Regions from separate parts of the Homo sapiens genome. Here regions 1 and 3 are each linked to region 2. The links are chromatin contacts, found by Hi-C or POLR2A ChIA-PET in ENCODE. All regions are on one chromosome and are shown on one strand. Each heading gives the region's core, a stretch centred on a gene start or an enhancer-like site at or near the end of the contact. The rest is flanking DNA. Distances are from core to core; before and after follow the strand shown.

The links. A loop is a pair of places that touch in the nucleus more often than their neighbours do. ChIA-PET counts read pairs that join two places held with the same protein, here RNA polymerase II (POLR2A). Pooled maps may share reads with other maps.
Region 1: a map of heart left ventricle shows a loop between it and region 2 (3-fold over the local background). The contact joins the enhancer-like site here to the promoter of LINC01668 in region 2. A Hi-C loop is called at or near these places in 7 of 168 maps with a recorded cell type or tissue (HepG2, K562, Right ventricle myocardium inferior and 4 more), 1 of 37 single-sample maps with no recorded cell type and 7 of 50 pooled maps. POLR2A ChIA-PET finds 5 or more read pairs at or near these places in 2 of 52 experiments (HEK293 and activated CD4-positive, alpha-beta T cell).
Region 3: a loop to region 2 is called in a map of CD4-positive, alpha-beta T cell, with 7 times the contacts of the local background. The contact joins the promoter of PDE9A-AS1 here to the promoter of LINC01668 in region 2. A Hi-C loop is called at or near these places in 18 of 168 maps with a recorded cell type or tissue (B cell, CD4-positive, alpha-beta T cell, CD8-positive, alpha-beta T cell and 11 more) and 17 of 50 pooled maps. POLR2A ChIA-PET finds 5 or more read pairs at or near these places in 16 of 52 experiments (A549, CD4-positive, alpha-beta T cell, CD4-positive, alpha-beta memory T cell and 13 more).

The regions. Positions count from the first base shown.
Region 1 is chr21:42,718,254-42,721,551 of GRCh38, reverse strand. The region is part of intron 4 of PDE9A (phosphodiesterase 9A); the gene reads right to left. Among named protein-coding and RNA genes, the nearest start is that of PDE9A-AS1, 22 kb to the left of the region's middle. Within about 2 kb of position 1,536, at least 9 of the 41 ENCODE cell types and tissues checked have a DNase peak (open chromatin) inside an H3K27ac peak, as active enhancers do.
Region 2 is chr21:42,778,385-42,781,990 of GRCh38, reverse strand. It overlaps LINC01668 (long intergenic non-protein coding RNA 1668), which reads left to right and starts at 1,997. Exons shown (of 3, transcript NR_135517.1): 1 at 1,997-2,109. RefSeq lists enhancers at 329-1,052, 1,540-2,489, 3,441-3,606 and a silencer at 3,532-3,581.
Region 3 is chr21:42,740,363-42,744,016 of GRCh38, reverse strand. It overlaps PDE9A-AS1 (PDE9A antisense RNA 1), which reads left to right and starts at 2,260. Exons shown (of 2, transcript NR_183525.1): 1 at 2,260-2,923. PDE9A (phosphodiesterase 9A) reads right to left here. Exons shown (of 20, transcript NM_002606.3): 8 at 157-241.

The DNA.
Region 1 (3,298 bases), core at 287-2,786, 60 kb after region 2:
CCTTTATAGCCCAGGAACACAATAAAGTTACATGATTAACAGTGACCTTAAAGGCACAGGAGCCCTTCCTCTGGCCTGTCCTGCCTGCCAAGGGATTGCATAAGTCTATCAGCAGCCAAAGGACTATCCCAGATCACTGGCGTTTCAGCCACTCAGATATGACGAAGAAAGGAAAATCAACCGAAGACCCTGGTGGCCAAACGTGAAGTTCTAGAGAGTGTCTGCCTTGTCATTTCAGGTTCACCTCAGGGGCAGGCATTGAATCGAGTTTTTTCCCTTTCATTTTCAGAGAGGGGAATTTCACATTTTGTATCGTTTACATTTGACTGGGTGCAATTTCTCCCCCTGCCCTCCTCTCTTCCTTAGGATTAGTTTGCAGGCAGAAAAATGCCTGTGAAGCTGGCAGCATCTGGGGCAGCTAGCATGCATTTCCCTTTACTGTTGTATAGATCAAGGTACTGTAACATCTGCAAGGAGCTGTTACTATGCTCTGGGTGCTGTTCTAGGTGGTTCATGCATGTTAGCTCTATCCTTCTTTTTTTTTTTGAGACGGAGTTTCGCTCTTGTTACCCAGGCTGGAATGCAATGGCGAAATCTCAGCTCACTGCAACCTCCGCCTCCCGGGTTCAAGCAATTCTCCTGCCTCAGCCTCCCGAGCAGCTGGGTTAACAGACATGCACCACCACGCCGGGCTAATTTTGTATTTTTAGTAGACATGGGGTTTCTCCACGTTGGCCAGGCTGGTCTCGAACTCCCGACCTCAGGTGATCCGCCCACCTCGGCCTCCCAAAGTGCTGGGATTACAGGTATGAGCCACTGTGCCTGGCCAGCTCAATCCTCCTTATAACCTGCAGGGGCTGCGTGACACTGAGAGAGGCCAAGTCATGACATCGTCAAGCCCGACCTGCCCTACTCCACCATGTTCCTATTTAGAGCTGCAAAGACGGGACAGAGCTGCACTTACTTTCCCTTCAGAAAACCCCAGAGATACCTATTTTATTTTTCTTTCTGTGTGGCTTCTTGCCCGTAGTGGGGTGAACTTATTTATTTATTTATTGAGATGGAGTTTTGCTCTTGTTGCCCAGGCTGGAGTGCAATGGCATGATCTCGGCTCACCGCAACCTCCGCCTCCCAGGTTCAAGCGATTCTCCTGCCTCAGCCTCCCGAGTAGCTGGGATTACAGGCATGCGTGACCATGCCCGGCTAATTTTTGTATTTTTAGTAGAGACGGGGTTTCTCCATGTTGGTCAGGCTGGTCTCGAACTCCCAACCTCAGGTGATCCGCCCGCCTTGGCCTCCCAAAGTGCTGGGATTACAGGCGTGAGTCACTGCGCCTGGCGGAGGGGTAAACTTCTAAGGGAGGGTGTGGGTACGAATAACCGAACGGATGCCGCTGGGGGAATTTGAATTTGGGAGCCACCAGCTGGTTGTACACGCTGCTGGGACTTTGTCCATTATCTGACAGCCTGTGTGTGTGTCACTGTAACCTGATAATCCTCTGGGAAAGTTTAATTATGTGAAGCCAAAGGAAATCAACTCTGGCTCATCGTGTCTGAGGCTTTGACTCTATGCCAAATGACCCCATAGACTAGTTCCAGGAAGGATTCTGTCAGGCAATTCGGTGATCCAATAAACTAATTGATTATGGTACAAATGACAGAATGTTTGTAAAGATTGAGTCATTTTTGCAAACCAAAGCTTTTATTCCATCTGTGGACTTTAACAGGTTGTACACAGCAGCAACATTTGTAGCAAGAGAAATTAAGAAGAACCATCTGATCGCTGTAAAAACAAGACTGGAAGCAACACAAGTATCTATCAGTAGGATACACAATAGTACATCTACAAAATGAAGTACTATGCTCCTATAAAAGAACGAAGGAATATTTCTTTTTTTTTTTTTTTTTTTTTTGAGACAGACTCTCACTCTGTCACCCAGGCTGGAGGGCAGTGGCGCCATCTCGGCTCACTGCAACCTCTGGCTCCCAGGTTCAAGGGATTCTCCTGCCTCAGCTCCTGAGTAGCTGGGATTACAGGTATGCACCACCACACCCGGCTAATTTTTTCAAAATTTTTTTTAGAAGAGACAGGATTTCACCATGTTGGCCAGGCTGGTTTCAAACTCCTGACCTCAGTTGATCCACCCACCTCGGCCTCCCAAAGTGCTGAGATGTCAGGTGTGAGCCACTGTACTTGGCCTAGAATGGAATAATATTCTATTTCTTGCTATAAAGTGCCCTTATAATGTAGATGGCTAAAACTTAAGCAGAAAGTTCCAGGTTGAAGCGTCAGATGACACAGTTTTAGGTTGTCAGAGAGGATGGAAATGGAAAGGAGAGTTCCCAAAGGAGGAAGCCATGGCAGTGGGACCCAAATTCTGTATAAACTACCCTGTTCCTTGGTGGATCCCTGAATGACGCATGTTTGTGGGCCTAGTGTGGCAGAGGTTTCAGCTCCTGCTGTGGAGGAGACAAAGTTTGGAGTTTAAATGTAGTCGAGTTAGAGAGGCTTGATAAATACCTCAGGCTTCCTACTAAAACCACAGAAGGGTCAGTCTAGAGATCTACCCCAACAAAGCATAAAACCAGGCTGCACGAAGTTCAGATGATCAGTGAGTAACGGAACTGACTGCTGGAGCAAAATTAACACTCTTCAGAGGATGATAACAAAATCCAATGTCTCTCCTAGGTGTTATTCATAATCTTAGTCTACAATAAAAAATAGACATGCAAAGAAATAGGAAAATGTGACCCATGGCCAAGAGAAAATCATCCCTCAGACACCCTGGACGCTTGCCGGCTCAGATGCCAAAATGAGCAAACGAGACTTTAATGCAGCAATTGCAGGTACGTGCAAACACCGAAACAAAAGCGGCGTCAGTAAATCGTAAACAGAGGGGAGTCTCGAGAGACAAATCTATGAACAAGAGTCAAGTGCAAATTTTAGAATTTTAAAATATAATATCCTAAACAAAAAAAAACTTCATGGATCAACTTACAGAAGTCTGGAGTCAGTGGAAGAGTCAGGGAAATCAAGGACAGGTCAACAGAAATTACCCAATTTGAAGGGCAAAGAAAAAAAAGATTATAAAAAACCGCAAAGCTGCAGTCACTTGAAAGACAACAGCAAACTTTCTAACATACAGGTCATTAGTGAGAAAGAATGGCACATATAACACGTAATGGCTGACAATTTTGCAAATTTGCTGAAAAGGTAAATTCATAGTCCATGGAAGCTCAATGAACATGAAGAAGGATAAATAAGAAGAAAATGAGACTGAAGCACATCATAGTCCAAC
Region 2 (3,606 bases), core at 748-3,247:
AGAGGGGAGGGAGGGGAGGGACGGGAAAGAGGGGAGGGAGGAGAGGCAGGGGAGGGAGGGGAGGCAGGCGAGGCAGGACTGACAACAGAGAACCTTGGCCCCTTTGGCCACCCATGCTCCTGCCATGGGAGCTGCCTGTGTGCAGGCGCTGACTGCCAGGCACGGCTTCTTGGAGCAAGAGAAGTCCCCTGAATATGTCCCTGGCTTTCTAGGGTTTCGCAGGAGTGGCCATGGCGGTATCTGGGCTCAAATCTGGCTGCCTCCGGCTCGCGGAAAACAGTGTCTGCTGTCTGGGGAGCCTGTTCCTGGTGAAGACAGGAGGATAATGGGATGCGCTGTTCCATTGCCAACAGTGTTTTTCTTCGAGAAGGGGAAAGGACATGGTACTGATTGAGAACTTCTGGGAACCTCGGGGCAGGTGAGCAGAGTGGGAGGAGCTTGCTGGCAGCAGCGCCTGTTTCCCACCCGGCTGGCCGCAGACCTGGCGCTCAGTGTGGCTCCCGCTCCCACGGGATGTATCGAAGGAGGCGGCTCAGAGGCAGAAGCTGCGTCGCCTTCGCAGCCGCGCGTGCATGAGATTCAGGGTCCGGCCCCCGCAGAATTACACCGGCGTGAACCCGGCTCATCGTGAGCTTCTGAGGCAACACTTGTGTTTAGTATTTTCCATGATATGATGTCTGCAAATACATTCCCATGAGAGGGAGCGTCGGACTGTCCCGTCCCCATGTCGAGCAGGAAGGAACCAGAATTAAGAGGAGGGTGTCCAAGGCGGCAGCTCACCTTGTTTTCCAGCTTCTCAGAAACGCTGAGAAAAAACGAACATCTCTTTGCAGCGGATGGAAGATTGTATAGTCTTGCTGTCCCAAATTCTTTGGCTAAACCACCAGATTTTAAATATCTGCTAGCAAAATATATTAGAAAAGTTAGGATTAACCGGAAAAAAACCAGTACTCTTATGTATTTTCACTTGTAACCAGGCAGCTTAACTTCAAAATGCATCTTAACTTTTTTTCCCCTTTCTCTTGGATTTTAAGATATAACCTTGAAGCGAACTGCAGAAGCCTTTTCCCTTAGCCTTAAAGTAGGCTTCACGTCCCCGCCTTTCTCACTGTCTATACCCGCTTCACAGTTCTCTAACTGTATGTGCGCATCTCATTATGCACGCATCTCATTATGCACCTTCTTAGACGTTCCAGGGGCTAATCTTGAGACAGACCAAGCCTGGAGATCAAGCTGCAAAGTGCCACAGATGACATCAAGGTGGCTAGTTCACCACCTGGCCACTGTTGAGGTGATGCCAGCCTGAGACCCAGGTGGATGGGGACCCAAGACAGCCACTCGAGACACACAGACATTGTACCCCACCCAATTCTCGTATTTCTTCCTTATCACGTTTTCCTTTCTTTCTTTTTGAGACAGAGTCTCGCTCTGTCGCTCAGGCTGGAGTGCAGTGGTGCAATCTCAGCTCACTGCAACCTCCGCCTCCCAGGCTCAAGAGATTCTCCCACCTCTGCCTCCCCAGTAGCTGGGATTACAGGCACCTGCCATCATGCCCAGCTAATTTTTTTTTTTTTTGGTAGGGACGGGGTTTCACCATGTTGACCAGGCTGGCCATGAACTCCTGACTTCAGGTGATCCACTCACCTTGGCCTCCCAAAGTGCTGGGATTACAGGCATGAGCCACCATGCCCGGCCAAGTTTTCCTTTCTTAAACCCCTGCCTTCCTCCCCAAAATTGAAGTGGTTGCCATGGATGGCTATCTGGCCACTTCCCCTTTACTAGTTTTGGTTAATAAAATCAATTTCTTTCTTTCCTTTTTTTTTTTCAGATGGAGTCTCACTCTGTTGCCCAGGCTGGAGTGCAAGAAAGAAAGGAGGAAGAAAAGAAAGAAAGAGATGACATTTCTGACTCTCTAGTTCTTATCTTCTTTTTTTCCTTAGAGAGAGCGAGAGAGAGAGAGAGAGATCATGCTATGCTGGCGCAGTCAACCCAAGCTCAAGCTGTCTCCAGCACTGCTTGTGAGCCGGGCCCACGTTGCTGCCCAGGGACTCGGTGGTGAGGGAGGTGTGATGTGTGAGTCTGCTGGGGCAGCCCTAGCGAGGCACACAGGTGTGTGTGTGTGTGAGCTTGGCGGGGGGCTTAAACGACAGACACTTACCTCTCAAAGTCTGAGACAAGTGTTGGCAGGGCTGGCTTCTGCTGAGTCCCCACTCCTCTGTGTGTCAGGGTCTGTCCTTCCCTGGCGCCCTTCATGTGCATCTGTGCCCCGACCTCCTCTTCTTGTAAGACTCAGTCAAAGTGGCTCAGGGCCCACCCCAGTCAGCTCATGTTATCTTAACCACCTTTTAAAGGCACTGTCTCCAAATACGGTACTGGGAGGCACCAGGTTGGGCTTGGACGTAAGTTTTGGGGAGAGAATTCAGCCCATAACAACGTGACTCACCCCCACAGGCCCTGGACCCTGCCTGAGGCCGTGTTTCTGCCAGGGCACCGGCCCCAGCTCCCAGGAATCTGGGGACCCCTGACCCTCACGTTCCCCTGCAGCAGGGCAGGGAGTCCCAGGGTGGGGGCTGGGAAGACCTGCCTGAGGACTCAGGGAGACTGGAACCCTAGCACCTTGCTGGGCCCCTTTTGGCTACCAACAGAGAACAGTCCCCTCCCAAATTCAGAGAGACGATGTTATCTGTCCCTTAGACAGACTACGGTGAAAGCCTTTGGACTGAGATTTTTATTTTATTTATTTATTTATTTATTTTTTATTTTTTTTTTATTGATCATTCTTGGGTGTTTCTCGCAGAGGGGGATTTGGCAGGGTCATAGGACAATAGTGGAGGGAAGGTCAGCAGATAAACAAGTGAACAAAGGTCTCTGGTTTTCCTAGGCAGAGGACCCTGCGGCCTTCCGCAGTGTTTGTGTCCCTGGGTACTTGAGATTAGGGAGTGGTGATGACTCTTAACGCGCATGCTGCCTTCAAGCATCTGTTTAACAAAGCACATCTTGCACCGCCCTTAATCCATTCAACCCTGAGTGGACACAGCACATGTTTCAGAGAACACAGGGTTGGGGGTAAGGTCACAGATCAACAGGATCCCAAGGCAGAAGAATTTTTCTTAGTACAGAACAAAATGAAAAGTCTCCCATGTCTACTTCTATCCACACAGACCCGGCAACCATCCGATTTCTCAATTTTTTCCCCACCCTTCCCGCCTTTCTATTCCACAAAACCGCCATTGTCATCATGGCCCATCCCCAATGAGCCGCTGGGCACACCTCCCAGACGGGGTCGTGGCCGGGCAGAGGGGCTCCTCACTTCCCAGTAGGGGCGGCCGGGCAGAAGCGCCCCTCACCTCCTGGATGGGGCGGCTGGCCGGGCGGGGGGCTGACCCCCCCACCTCCCTCCCAGACGGGGCGGCTGGCCGGGCGGGGGCTGACCCCCCCACCTCCCTCCCAGACGGGGCGGCTGGCCGGGCAGGGGGCTGACCCCCCCCACTGGACTGAGATTTTTAAACCTCCCTCATAGCCACAGTGGAGGAGCTGTGGACAGAGTACAGCCTTGTCCGGGCACTGCCCGTCGTCTCCTGGCTCAGGGGGATCTAGCCCCAGCCA
Region 3 (3,654 bases), core at 1,011-3,510, 38 kb after region 2:
CAGGGTGGCTGCCTCCAGACTGCACTCTCCCAAGCCTGAACTGTACCGAACTGCACCAGCCTTTCTTTTAGGCAAACAAAGCCCACAGCCCCAGCCCAACTGGTACGGGGAGCCCTCCCCAGGCCCGGCCGCCCGTGGCCCCAGCGCAGACCCTACCTGCTGCTTCTGGCCGCCAGCTCCTCCCTCATCTTCTTAATGTCACTCTTGCATTTCTCAATCTCCACCACTTTTAGTCCTTCCACTGGTGACAGAGAGAGAGACAGCAAGGGGGTTACCACGGACGAATGTGGAGGATCTCTCAAGGCTGGTAACTAAGGGCTCCCTGTGGCTCCCAGGGAGGAATATACCTCAGTGCAGAGGTCCCCACACCTGCCCTGGCTGCCGATACTCAGGTTTTGCCTGCACTTCCGCGCTTAGCTCAGCCACAACTGACTCTATCCTCGCAGGCATGTGCCGTGGCCACCGCTGCACTACCGCATCCATCCGGGCAGTTTTCAGAAGGCAGAAGCTCCTCCCCACTCTCCACTCCCTGAATCTCAACTCTGGCACCCACTTTTTGCTCCATACCCCTAAGCACCAGCTGAGGACATGGGACAAAGGCGTCTTTTATCCCAAAAAGAAAAGGGGGCACATGTGGTGCCAGAGCATTAAAATGCAGTGAACGGCAAAGCGTTTTCAGCAAGGATTACGATCTCATTATGGGAAAAGCTTTTCATTGGAACGTCCTTCCAGAGCAGTTTCACCAGGAGAAAGTGTTGACTTAAAACAGAAGAGAAATAAATAGGCAAAGTTGAGGATCAGCAGAACTTGGACTTGATCACATTCCTGGAGTTGAAACTGCCTTGGCCAAATTATGACTGAGACAGTGAAAGAGATCTAACTTAGCGGGCTCCATCTTGCTTCGAACCTCCAAGCTGTCTGTGTTCATTCCTTGGCTGAACTAACTTTGGGAGAAACTTCATTTGTAGTTTATAGTTTAGACAAAGACTGTAACAGCCCTTTCCCAAAGCAGACCTGCTTCTTGCCTGGGGACGAGACTAACAGCCACAGGATTAGAAATTACAGTTTAAGAGTCACGCAGCTGGAGACTACGAGATTCTGACCCTCCCTAAATTGCTCCTAAGATCAGCGCTTGAGATATTTTGGAGACCCTGCAGTTGATGGATCAGCTGGCACCACCCAGATAGATAAACTGGCTCGTCTGGTCTTCTGGCCCCAGTCAGGAACTGACTCAGTGCAAGAAGACAGCTGCAGCCAGGCACAGTGGCTCACGCCTGTAATCCCAGCACTTTGGGAGGCTGAGGTGGGCAGATCACGAGGTCAGGAGTTCAAGACCAGCCTGGCCAATATAGTGAAACCCTGTCTCTACTAAAAATACAAAAATTAGCCGGGCATGGTGTGCCAGTGCCTGTAGTCCCAGCTACTCGGGAGGCTGAGGCAGGAGAATAGCTTGAACCCGGGAGGCGGAGGTTGCAGTGAGCCGAGATCACGCCACTGTACTCTGGCCTGGGGGACAGAGTGAGACTCTGTCTCAAAAAAAAAAAAAAAAAAAAAAAAAAGCAGACAGCTTCAACTCCCTATGATTTCCTCCCTGACCAATCAATCAGCATTCCTGGCTCACTGGCTTCCCACCACCCACTAAGTTATCCTTAAAAACTCTGCGCCCCGAATGCTCGGGGAGACTGATTTGAGGAATAATAAAACTCTGGTCTCCCGCACAGCCGGCACTGGGTGAATGGCTCTTTCTCCATTGCAGTTCCCCTGTCTTGATGAATGAGCTCTGTTTAGGTAGCAGGCAGGGTGAACCCCTTGGGCAGTTACAGAGTCCCACTGCAAAGGTGTACCTCAACAGTTAGGATACTATTTTTCAACCAAAAACAAACTGGAGCTTATGCCTCCGAGCGAGCGTTAAACTTCAAGATATTTACCCTTGGCTGACTGCACGTTTACCCCAGAAAAGCTGCCATGAAGCAAGCAGCTTTGCACGGCTTTTCAATTAGAGTTGGTTCATAAACCAATTGAAATAAAAAAGATTAGCTTTGTTACTTTGTAATCACACCTTAGTTTTTATGCAAAAGGATACTCCCACGATACCACTCTATTCCCCTTTTCATGAAGTTTGGCTCTGAATAACTGCTAAAAATAAAAAGCAAATGTTTTCTAAAGGAAAAACCAAGCAACTCAGAGCCTTTGGCTAGTTTGTAACAACTCCTTCCCACCCCAAAGGAAGTACTGCAGCTCCGGAAAGAAACTCTCCCAGTACAGTGGCCCAGGGCAGACTAGCTGGAATCAGCCTCCCGGGTGGGTTTCGAGGCGTTTCCAGGGTCAGGGGTCAAGTAGGGGCATGTTCCCGGGACACTGCTTCTTTCTGCCAGAAGGACGAAGAATCTGGAGAGTGCAATATTTGGATCTGGTCCTGCTGATGTGTTTCTGTGCTACAGAAACCTTCTCCACCCCTCTTCTACCCAACAGCTAGAGGACATGGGGTCCGGAAGTGCATGTGGCTGGAGCCAGTGTGGTCGCTGTCGTGATGGCCGAGTCCAGATGAGCTGCCGCTGGGGAAACACAGGGTACCTGAGGTCTGAGGTCGGGACGTCTTTGTCCAACCACTAAGAGTCCACATTCTCCTTTGGAGCCGGGTCTCCGTTTTCTCCAGCATCATGGGCCCCTCAAGGAAGCTGATGCATGCCACAGGCTGTCTTCTCAGAAAAGGTACCCAAGAACACATTTTGGGTTTGCATGTGGATTGGGAAGCCCAACGTGGCCTCCAGCGGTGCTCCTTGGCTTTGTCTAGACTGCAGGATCCCACCCATGCCCTGTGGATTTGCCACGTGGACACTGACGTGAGCAAATGGACAATTCAACATCAGTGGCAGAAAGGAGCTCAGTCTGGTTCACACGTGGAAGGCAGCACATTCTGAAAGTGAGTAGATCTGGGGAAGGGTTGGGCATGCGGTGTAGACTGCAAACAGGGCAGCTGGGCCCTCTGTCCAAGGTCCATGGACCATTGACTATGTCTTAAATGTCATTTTTCTGAATATAAAATATCCTATTATCATTGTAGGAAGTGTAGGAAATAGCACTTCAAAGAATAATATTTAAAAACTTGTCTAGGATCCTATGGGCCCAGAAAACAACTCAGTTAATATTATTTGTATTAATGTGTGTCCTTCCAGGCTTTCTGCCCACTCCCAGCCTTCTAAATATTCATCCTGTTTATCTATCTATCTATCTATCTATCTATCTATCTATCTATCTATCCTGTTTATCTATCTATCTATCTATCTATCTATCTATCTATCTATCTATCTACTACCTACCTACCTACTGTGTATCTATCCATCCATCCATTTATATACTATCTATCCATCCATTCATCTATGTATCCATTCATCCATCCATCCATCCATCCATCCATCCATCCATCCATCCACCCATCCATCTATGCATTCATCATATTTATGTATCTACCTATGTTCTATTTATCCATCCTATTTTTCTATCCGTTCTATCTCTCTATCCACCCATTCTATGTATCTACCTATCTTTCTTTTCTTTTCTTTTTTTTTTTTTGAGACAGGGGCTTGCCCTGTCACCCAGGCTGGAGTGCAGTGGAACAATCACAGCTCACTGCAACCTTTACCTCCTAGGTTC